2 separate regions of the Homo sapiens genome follow, and region 1 is linked to region 2. A link is a contact called in ENCODE Hi-C or POLR2A ChIA-PET data. All regions are on one chromosome and are shown on one strand. The core of a region is the stretch at or near the end of the contact, and the rest is flanking DNA. Distances in the headings are between cores, read along the strand shown.

Region 1 (4,922 bases), core at 308-2,807, 1.5 Mb after region 2:
CCAATTCAAAATGAAAACATTTTGGAAATTAAAGTACCTATTGTAGTCTAGGAGTCAGCAGACCTTGGTTTTAGGCTTGAGCCCATCAATGCCTGTGTGACCTTAGAGAGATCCACTTAGCATTATCTTCTGCACAGCCATGTAAGAATTAAATAAGGTATGAAATCTATCACTTATCTTCTGACAATGTCATAAATTACTCACAGGAACCCTCTCCCGAATTTTGCTAATCCTGTGGTTTTCTGATATTTAACGTAATATTCCTCCTACCTATGGTGCTCATTAGTGAAAGTATAGAAATGCTTCTCTTGGTTATTAGTCACATCTCGGATGCGTTTATATACGGGGGCACTGCGATTTCTCACTTCTTGAAGAACTGTTTGTAGCACAATTACATTCCTGATGGCAGGGTCCTCAAGAACATCAATCTTAAAGAAAGATAAAGTTAATTTTTCCTATATTCATTTGTAAATAGCTCTGTCAAACATAAAATCCTGTTTTATGTTGGGCATAAATACTTTATGTTTTAAAAACACTGAATAAGTTAAGCCAAGAAGCTATTTGGCTATAGAAAACGAGACAATAGTCACTAAACCCTTCAGATCTATTAAAAAAAGCACACTTAAACAGACCAATCACAAGACTTCGTAGAATTAAGGGTATTAATAAAGGAATACGTTGGCCCACATAGTTTTTTGTTCCTAGGCACTTACAAGCTGCCTGGGAGTCGCAGGCTGGAGGCCACAGAAGCCCAGGTCCCCGGCCTCCAGGCACTTACAATCTAAGGCAGAAGAGACACCAGGAGTTAGAAAAATAACGTGTCTGAACTACGACTCCAAGAACTAAATTTTTTAAAGCACAAGGAAAAGAACCTCGGCCTGGGGAACAGGAAGCTTCGGTCCCGAGGGGGTTTCCCTTTCGCTAGGTATGTGACACTGCCAAAGACCCGCCTCCCTGGGCCTCAGTTTCCCTGTCATACCCCCTTGTCCCCGTGGGGCCGCGCTGTCCGCGGTTCGCCCGCCCACGCACCTGGTGCAGTAACACATTAGTGTCGGGCAGCAAGTAGTGCGGTTGCGGGCAGACGCTGCTCGCCGGGTCCTGGGGCTGCGGCTCCAGGGCCGGCCCCTCGTGCGCCCCTCCACACGCTGCGCACCCGGGCGCACCGCAGCCGATGTCGTCTCGCAGGTAGTGCTCGCGCACGATCTTCATCACGCCGCCCGCCCGGGTCTTTTTTAAGAACGTCTTGGACTTGAGCATCTTGCCTCGCCGCGCAGAATCCTAACCCCAGCAGCGCTCTTCCAGCAAAAGGCGTCAATCTAGAATACGCCTAACCCCGGAGGTTCTTCCCTTTCCATTCCCGGATATTAGTAACACTTCTCGCGGGAAAATGCCGAGATAAACATTGGTTGGCTCTCTGACGGCCGCGGGGATTGGGCGAGAGTGGGGAGGGGCGGCAAAGCAAGGCGAGGAGCCATTTCCGCCCGTGGCCTAGGCGGGGCTTCCTTCTGGACGCCACCTCACAACGTGTGTTGCTTTCCGCTCCTCGGAACATCCGGGAGAGTTGACTTCCGGCGGCTTGTGGGAGTGCTGGTTCTGTCCTCCTTGCGGGTGCGGAGATGGTTGTCTTGGTTACGGGTCCTAACGGTCCCCTGCCTTGAAATCCCTTGTTGAGGGCCTGCAACCTTGTGCTTCCGACCGGAGACGCCTTTGGTCCCTCGGTGTCTGCACTGGCTGCTGGTCAAGGCTTCAGTGTGGAGTAATTGACACTTTCGAGGTAACTTGCGACTATCATCGCTTTCTTTCCCGCGTGGGGCAAGGAATCCCCCGAGCTGCCAAGTTTGGGGCTTAATTTTCACGCCGAGTGTATAGGCAGTCCCCGTCTCGGGCCCTTTGTAATCGAGGAGAGAATTTGTCTTTGAATTCACTTTTTCTTACCTATTTCCCTTCAAAAAGAAGGAGGGAGGCCGATCTTAGTATAGTTCTCGCTGTTTCCCCTCCACACACCTTTCCTTATCATTCAGTTTAGAAAAACTGAAATATTTAATAGCATAATTTGTTATATCATGAGGTATTAAAACAAGGTAGTTGCTAACATTCTTATGAGAGAGTTAGAAGTAAGTTCTATTTAGAATTTCTTGAATTTTTCTTATATCCTGTTGTTTTCATTCTGCTATCTATAAAAAATGTTTTTGTCCCCGTTTTCCCTATTTAAAACATCTTCAATGATGCCTCATTGCCTGTAGAATAAAATCCAACCCTATTTTGACATTTAAGGCCTTCCAGTCTTGATCGTTAAGGGCGTGTGTGTGTGTGTGTGTGTGTGTGTGTGTGTTTGTGTTTGTGTTGGGGGGGCGGTGAAAGGAGTAACTATTCCAAGACTTGGCTTTGTTTTTTTACTTCCACTTACGTATCATTAATAACTGCATGATTTCTCCTTTTTACCATGCCTGTCCAAATCTTTAAAGATTCTAAGTGCTACCTCTGTGTAACGTTTCCCTGACCAACTCAGACGTGATTTCTGTTATCTTTGAGCATGTGTTGGTTTTAGTGGTGCCATTCTTGATTATAATGGGCTTTTTTCTTCATCTTGTACATTTCTTTGTTTCCTCCAAGTAAGATTCCTCCCCGCAGGAACTGTTTTTTTAAGTTTCTCGAAGGCTGACTTCATATTAGGAATTAATGTGTTTGATTTGAGCATTAACTTAACTGCAATAATCTGTTCTAGATTTGGGATGCACTAAATTGCCTAATATTTATTTAAGGAATCCTTAGTCTCTCTTTAATACAGTCCATGATTTCTGTAGTTAATTTTATAGTACATTTGAATTAATGTTTTTTAACCTACAGAATATTAAAATCAAATTAGAGAAGAAAACTGATCCATAATAATAAAAATGTCTCGAAAAATTTCAAAGGAGTCAAAAAAAGTGAACATCTCTAGTTCTCTGGAATCTGAAGATATTAGTTTAGAAACAACAGTTCCTACGGATGATATTTCCTCATCAGAAGAGCGAGAGGGCAAAGTCAGAATCACCAGGCAGCTAATTGAACGAAAAGAACTACTTCATAATATTCAGTTACTAAAAATTGAGCTATCCCAGAAAACTATGATGATCGACAATTTGAAAGTGGATTATCTTACAAAGGTAAGATCAGGTTTAAATTTTGTGTTCTATATGCTTTATTGTCTTCAAACGGCAGGTAAATAAGAATTAAATACACACATTATCTGAACTTGAAATGATACATTTATATTTCTTGACAAGTACAGCCTTTAAATAATTTTGGTGTTCATAGAAGTAGAGAATAGAATGGTGGTTACCAAGGGCTGGCATGGTTAGGGGTGAAGGAGGGTTGGGGAGATGTTGGTCAAAGGATACATAATTACAGTTGAATAGGAGGAATACATTCAAGAGATCTATTGGACAGCATGGTGGCTATAGTTAATGACATTGTAATCTTGGAAAACATTGTGTTTTTGAAAAACACAGCAGATGTTAAGTGTTCTCATTACTAAAATAACTATGTGAGGTAAAACATTTTTTAATTAGCTAGAGTTAACCATTTCACAATGTACGTATACTTCAAAACATTATGTTGTACATGACATATACACACAGTTTTATCTGTCAGTTGGGATCACCTGAGGTCAGGAGTTTGAGACCAACCTGGCCAACATTGTGAAACCCCAGCTCTACTTAAAAAAAAAAAAAAAAAAAAATTAGCCAGCCATGATGGTGGGTGCCTGTAATCCCAGCTGCTCGGGAGGCTGAGGCAGGAGAATTGCTTGAACCCAGGAGGCAGAGTTTGCAGTGAGCCACAATCGTGCCACTGCACTCCAGCCTGGGCAACACAGCAAGACTCTCAAAAACTAGTAATAATAATAATAATAATAATTGGAGGCCAAGTGCGGTGGCTCACACCTGTAATTCCAGCACTTTGGATGCTGAGGCCAGTGGATTGCTCCAAGCTCAGGAGTTCGAGACTACCCTGAGCAACATGGTGAGACCACCCTTGCTACTAAAAAAATAAAATAGCCCCGCGTAGTGGTGCTGCGCCTGCAGGCCCAGCTACTTCCGAGGCTGAGGCGGGAGAATCACTTGAATCCGGGGGCAGACATTGCAGTGAGCTGAGATCGTACCACTGCACTCCAGCCTGGGTAACAGAGTGAGACCCTATCTCAAAAAAATAATAATAATAATTTAAGTATTGAAATATGGAGTGATTTAAACGTAGATATGGATAAATTACTTTTGTAGGCTCAATTTAAAAAATCTAACATATGAGGTATTTTGTTGTTTTTTGTTGTTGTTGTTGGAGACAGTCTTGCTCTGTCACCCAGGCTGGAGTTCAGTGGCACAATCTTGGCTCACTGCAACCTCCACCTCTTGGGTTCAAGCAATTCTCCTGCCTCAGTCTCCCACGTAGCTGGGATTACAAGTGCTCCCCACCATGCCCAGCTAGCTCTCTGGGATCACTTTTATAAGGGCACCAATCCCAACAGTGAGGGTTCTACCCTTATAACCTAATCACCCCAAAGGCCCCAACTTCCTGCTACTCACATTGGTGATTAGGTTTCAATATACAAATTTTGAGGGGAGAAAAAAAAATAAGCACACAAGACGTATTAGCCGTTGTTGTTTTCAACTAACATAGCATCCTTATCTGTTTCATCCCTTTCATTTTCTGTGCCTTTTATGGCCATCGGACTGAATTTGTTTGTTATTTGTCTGTGAATAGACTATGAGGTCCATGAGGACGGGGATGTTTTTGTATTCATGGTTGTATTTCCAGCACTTAGAACGGTGCCTGACACAAATTAAGTGCCCAGCTATTTCTTAAATGAATGACTGAACCCCATTTTGCTCTGATTAAACAAAGCCACTAGGTGGTTAATAGCATACCCAAGGCCATTCAGATGA
Region 2 (5,127 bases), core at 515-3,014:
AAGTGACCTACCCAAACTATTCCTGTAAAAACTTCATTTCTGATCATGTAAAGTGTTGACATCTCTTCTGCATAGCTTGTGTTCAGCTAGTGCTTTCACAGAGATGTCTTTGAAGGCAAGGAGCCAATAGGAAGAAAGGAAGGAAGGAGAAAGAGAGAAAGAAAAGAAATAGAATGAATGAAAAAGGAAAGAATGAATGAAAAAGGAAAGAAAGAGAAGGGAAGGGAAGGGACACAAAAAAAAAGAAAAAGACAGACAGACCTCTGCCAGTCTTTGCACATTATCTCCATGCTTGTGTGTCCAGAATTGGTTCCTTCCGGTGGGTTCTTGGTCTCGCTGACTTTAAGAATGAAGCTGCAGACCCTCACAGTAAGTGTTACAATTCTTAAAGATGGTGTGTCCAGAGTTTATTCCTTCTGATGTTCAGATGTGTCTGGAGTTTCTTCCTTCTGGTGGGTGTGTGGTCTCGCTGACTTCAGGAATGAAGCCGCAGACCTTCGCAGTTAGTGTTGCAGCTCTTAAAGGTGGCGCGTCTGGAGTTGTTTGTTCCTCCTGGTGGGTTCATGGTCCCGCCTACTTCAGGAGTGAAGCCTCAGACCTTCGCAGTGAGTTTTACAGCTTATAAAGCTAGTGCAGACCCAAAGAGTGAGCAGCAGCAAGATTTATTATAAAGAACAAAAGAACAAAGCTTCCACAGTGTGGAAGCAGACCCCAGCGGGTTGCTGCTGCTGGCTGGGATGGCCAACATTTATTCCCTTATTTGGCCCCTCCCATGCCCTGCTGATTGGTCCATTTTACAGAGTGCTGACTGGTCCGTTTTTACAAAATGCTGATTGGTGCATTTACAAACCTTTAGCTACACACAGAGTGCTGATTTGTCCGTTTTTACAGAGTGCTGATTGGTGTGTTTACAAACATTTAGCTAGACACAGAGTGCTGATTGGTGTGTTTACCATCCTTTAGCTAGACAGAAAAGTTCTCCAAGTCCCCACCCAACCCAGAAGCCCAGCTGGCTTCACCTCTCACTGGGATACTCCTTCAACAGTTAGCCTAGCTTGCACTGAGCCTAAATATCAGCCCAACCTGAAAGGTTAAGGTCATCTCAGGTGTTTTCTGAACATGCCTCTTGGCTTTCTAAATTCCCAAGTGTGCGTGTTGCTTTTGAGAGTTCTAGTTTCTAAAACAAACAAACAACATTTCTTAGCTTTTTCCCACAGGTCTTAGGTGGTCTATTGTTTGTTTTGACTGTACTTTTCTGCCCCAGTCAACAAAGGATTGTTAGTTTTACTTACAGTATTTTTGAGCAATGACCACTACTGGAGATAAAATCCTGACTTTGCCTTTCACTACTCTGAATTTGAGCAATTAGTTTAACTATTGTGTTAAATAAACTTATTTCTAAAACTTTTATTTTTGTTGTTGTTGTTTTCATTTGTTTTCAAAATGTTTCAGCCGTTTGGGGAAGGCAGCAAACAAGATATCTGCAAACATGTTTGGTCTACTAATATTGGTTATTAATATTATTCCTGTTGAGACCAGAAGTCTTCTCCTCATGGAAGGTTTTTTTCTCAAAGGGTTCGTGATCTCATGGACTTCAAGGAATGAAGCCATGGACCTCAGCGGCGAGTGTTACAGCTCAATTGGAGAAATGCGTGCACCCAAAGAGTGTGTGGCAGCAAGATTTATTAAAGTGAAAGTAAAGTGAAAGCGAAAGTAAAGCTTCCACGAGGTGGAAGGAGACCCGGAAAGGTTGCCGTTTTTGGCTTGGGTGTCTTATGCTTATATCCCCTTATGACCCCTCCTCTTTTCCTTTTTCTATCCTATAGAATTAGCTTATTTTCAATCCGCTTGTGGGTTGGCAGGCTTGATTGGTTAAAAACATCAGGCTGCAGCTAGAGCTTAAACTCCCTGTATGATTGGTTGAAGTGTCAATCCCTTAGCTTGCAGCTGTGACTCATTTTGGCTTAGGGGAAGGTCCCCTTTGATTGGTTGAAGTTTCAATCCCTTAGCTTGCAGCTATGACTTATTTTTGGCTTAGGGGAAAGTCCCCTTAGGGAAGTCCCTATTGACCCAGGAAGTCCAGCCAACTTAGCCACTTAGTCCCTCACTGTTACCGAAACACTGTTTACTGAAACAGCAATCTGTCTGTTACCGAAACATTGACATTAGCCTTAGGTTACTGAGAAGGTAAATGACAGGAGCTAGTGAGGTTTCTCTTAACTAGGATAGCAGTGCTTATATATCTTGATTTTCCCAGGAGGATCTTAGTTTATATTTATTGTTCCAGCATATAAATGGTGTCCCTTTTCAAATGTTAAAGTATTGTAAATTACATAGATAGTGTCCCTAGCTGTGATTCTGTGGACATCACACCATACATTGACCTTTCAGAAAGGGAGTGGTTTAGCCAGACAATAAAAGAAGACATCTAGCTTTCATTTTACTCCTGTCTTCTACCTCAACTATGTCTCTCTTCTTCTTCCTTAATAGCAGAAACTCAATTTTTAGTTGGACATATTGCTATCTAGAACAAAAGACAACAGTTCCTAATCTCTCTTGGAACTTTGCCAACCAGAGGACTAAATTCTGAAAACTGGTATGTGAGTGTTGGGTGGGACTGTTATGGGTGAGAAATATCTGAGTCTCACAGCACCAAATGTGTTACCAGTGCAAGTAGTTGAGTCTTAAGGCACCAAATATGTTACCGATAGTAGGCATCGAGTCACTGGCAGCGAATCCGTATGGATCTGCAGCAATCTCAATTCTTGCCTCCTCAGAAGAAAGAATTTGACTGAGGGCATAAGGCAGAAAAAGAGACCAAGGCAAGTTTCAGAACAGGAGTGGAAGTTTATTTTAAAAGGCTTTAGACTAGGAAAGAAAGAAAAGTACGCTTGGACAAGACACAAACAGGCATGTGAAAGTCAGGTGTAATGTTTCGCCTTGATCCTAGGACTTGATAGGCTGGTCCCTTCCCCATGATTCTTCCCTTATGGTGGGCTTTCCACATGAACAGTGTCCTTACGCTTGGGAGGTAAGTACACACAGTGTTTAGGAAGTTGTATGCATGCCCATCTGCGGCTTTTTTCCCTTTTCTGGTGGTGTGTCCCAGGAAGGTCCAACTTTGCCATTTTGTCTCTTAATGCACATGCCCAGTAAGTTGCCTCTCCCTGGAATCTGCATTCATTTAACACTTTAGTGCAACAGGTGTGGACCATCAGGAAATGGTCTCTCCCTGGTGCCAGCTGCCAATTTATCACATTTAGAGAGGCGATGTGATAACTGCTGAACCAGCACCCAACATTCCTTGTGGGTTGGGGAGAGCTCTCTCCTGCCCAGCTTATGCCTGTCTAACTCCCTGTAACAGGACAACTGGGAAGGTTATTAAGCAAGATGATTCAACTTAGACAAATGAGGATTTTTTAAATGAGCTACCTCCCAGTGGAGCCACCTTTATTTATTTATTTATTTATTTATTTTTATTTTTATTTTTATTTTTTGAGACAGAGTCTCGCTCTGTCGCCCAGGCTGGAGTGTAGTGGTGTGATCTCGGCTCACTGCAAGCTTCGCCTCCTGGGTTCACGCCATTCTCCTGCCTCAGCCTCGTGAGTAGCTGGGACTACAGACACCTGCCACTATGCCTGGCTAATTTTGTGTTTGTATTTTTAGTAGAGATGGGGTTTCACCGTGTTAGCCTGGATGGTCTCGATCTTCTGACCTTGCAATCTGCCTGCTTCGGCCTCCCAAGTCACCTTATTTAATACCTTCCTTCTTGTGGTTTGCCACGTGGACATAATGATCAGAACTGCAGCAGCCCCACTGGCCTTCCAAGTGAACTTAGCAATAAGTTCACAGGAATGGTGCAGAATAAAGATAAAGATGTAAGCTTTTGATGGCATTGGAGTCTTTTCTATCAGCCAGGAACTATTTGACATCTCAAAGCGAAAAATAAATCTACATATTTTTTAAGAATCTACTTTCTAAGTCTCTGTTATTTCCAGACTATCACAATCCTAATGTACATAGAATCTGTTTCATGGGCATGCAATAATACAATATTGGAGCCTAAAATGTGTTCCCAATATTTTAGGCTGAGAACCTGGCAATACATACTTCATTGATAAAAGATTTGGCCAAAATGCTGTCTGCCACACTTTGGAAAGCAGACAAAAGGCTGTCAGGAAAGCAGATCAAATACCCTTAAGGGAAAGTGTTAAAAAATAAAATAAAATGTTGTCTGTGCTAGCTGTTTCTTGTTGCTTTCAACAGAGTTCTAGGAGAGATGAGCTCAACTTTGATCCAGCTTATCTGCAGGCAGAGATGTTAGGGAGGAATTCTCTCTCTCTCTCGTCTGCAGTGTAAAAGCATTAAATTTGGAGCCTTTCAGAATTAAAAAAAAAAAAAAGACAAGTGCTCTGCATTCCAAACTGAAACCCTTGTAAGTTTACTCCAAAGAAACAGCCTTAGCAGGAGATTAATCACTGGTATTAAAGCTTTTAAAAAGACCTTCCATGAATAGTTCTTTGTCAGACAATGGGAAGCAAGCTAGAAGCAAATATCATATTAAGTATGTTGTCTTCCCACCCAAGTCTATCCTTTTAAGTGGTCTCAAGGTACAATCAGGCTTAAAAACTACAAGATCTGAAAGCCAAAAGAAACCACAAGCTTGGACTGCACCTGCCTATTACTGTTGAAATTTTAATAGTACCTGAAACTGCACTGAAATGAATTGGGCTGCAGGATATTTGGGGGCTTAATTAAGGATGCTTTCTATTGCCCACCTTAGAAATAGCCATGGAGAGCTCAGGAAAAGGAAGAACCTACCCAAAAGGGTGGAGCAAGAGATAAGAGCAGACAATGGAAGTAGCGCTTCTATAGAGAGCAGAAGTAGGAACAGGTAAGGTAACCAGGGACTCTTATATTACTAGGTTAGGGGGCTTAACTATTTATGCCCAGCAGAATCTTACTATTATGATGAGCTAATGAGCACAATTTCCTATTTTACATCTGTTCCTGCTGCTCCTTTTCTTCTGCGTGTGTTTCAGACAGATAAGTTTTCATTTAGTCTAGTAAGTCCCCAAACAATAAAGAGCTAGAGGTACACCTAATAGAGTGGTCAGCAAACATCCA

The links. A loop is a pair of places that touch in the nucleus more often than their neighbours do. ChIA-PET counts read pairs that join two places held with the same protein, here RNA polymerase II (POLR2A). Pooled maps may share reads with other maps.
Region 1: a map of CD4-positive, alpha-beta memory T cell shows a loop between it and region 2 (25-fold over the local background). The contact joins the promoter of PIBF1 here to the enhancer-like site in region 2. A Hi-C loop is called at or near these places in 1 of 168 maps with a recorded cell type or tissue (CD4-positive, alpha-beta memory T cell), 1 of 37 single-sample maps with no recorded cell type and 10 of 50 pooled maps. POLR2A ChIA-PET finds 5 or more read pairs at or near these places in 1 of 52 experiments (GM12878).

The regions. Positions count from the first base shown.
Region 1 is chr13:72,780,576-72,785,497 of GRCh38, forward strand. It overlaps PIBF1 (progesterone immunomodulatory binding factor 1), which reads left to right and starts at 1,558. Exons shown (of 18, transcript NM_006346.4): 1 at 1,558-1,774; 2 at 2,848-3,146. The coding sequence starts at 2,895. It overlaps DIS3 (DIS3 exosome endoribonuclease and 3''-5'' exoribonuclease), which reads right to left and starts at 1,325. Exons shown (of 21, transcript NM_014953.5): 1 at 1,030-1,325; 2 at 271-428. The coding sequence starts at 1,257. RefSeq lists enhancers at 517-1,431, 1,349-1,458 and a silencer at 1,019-1,068.
Region 2 is chr13:71,289,352-71,294,478 of GRCh38, forward strand. No RefSeq gene overlaps it. Among named protein-coding and RNA genes, the nearest start is that of LINC00348, 280 kb to the left of the region's middle. RefSeq lists an enhancer at 1,838-2,127. Within about 2 kb of position 1,765, at least 12 of the 41 ENCODE cell types and tissues checked have a DNase peak (open chromatin) inside an H3K27ac peak, as active enhancers do.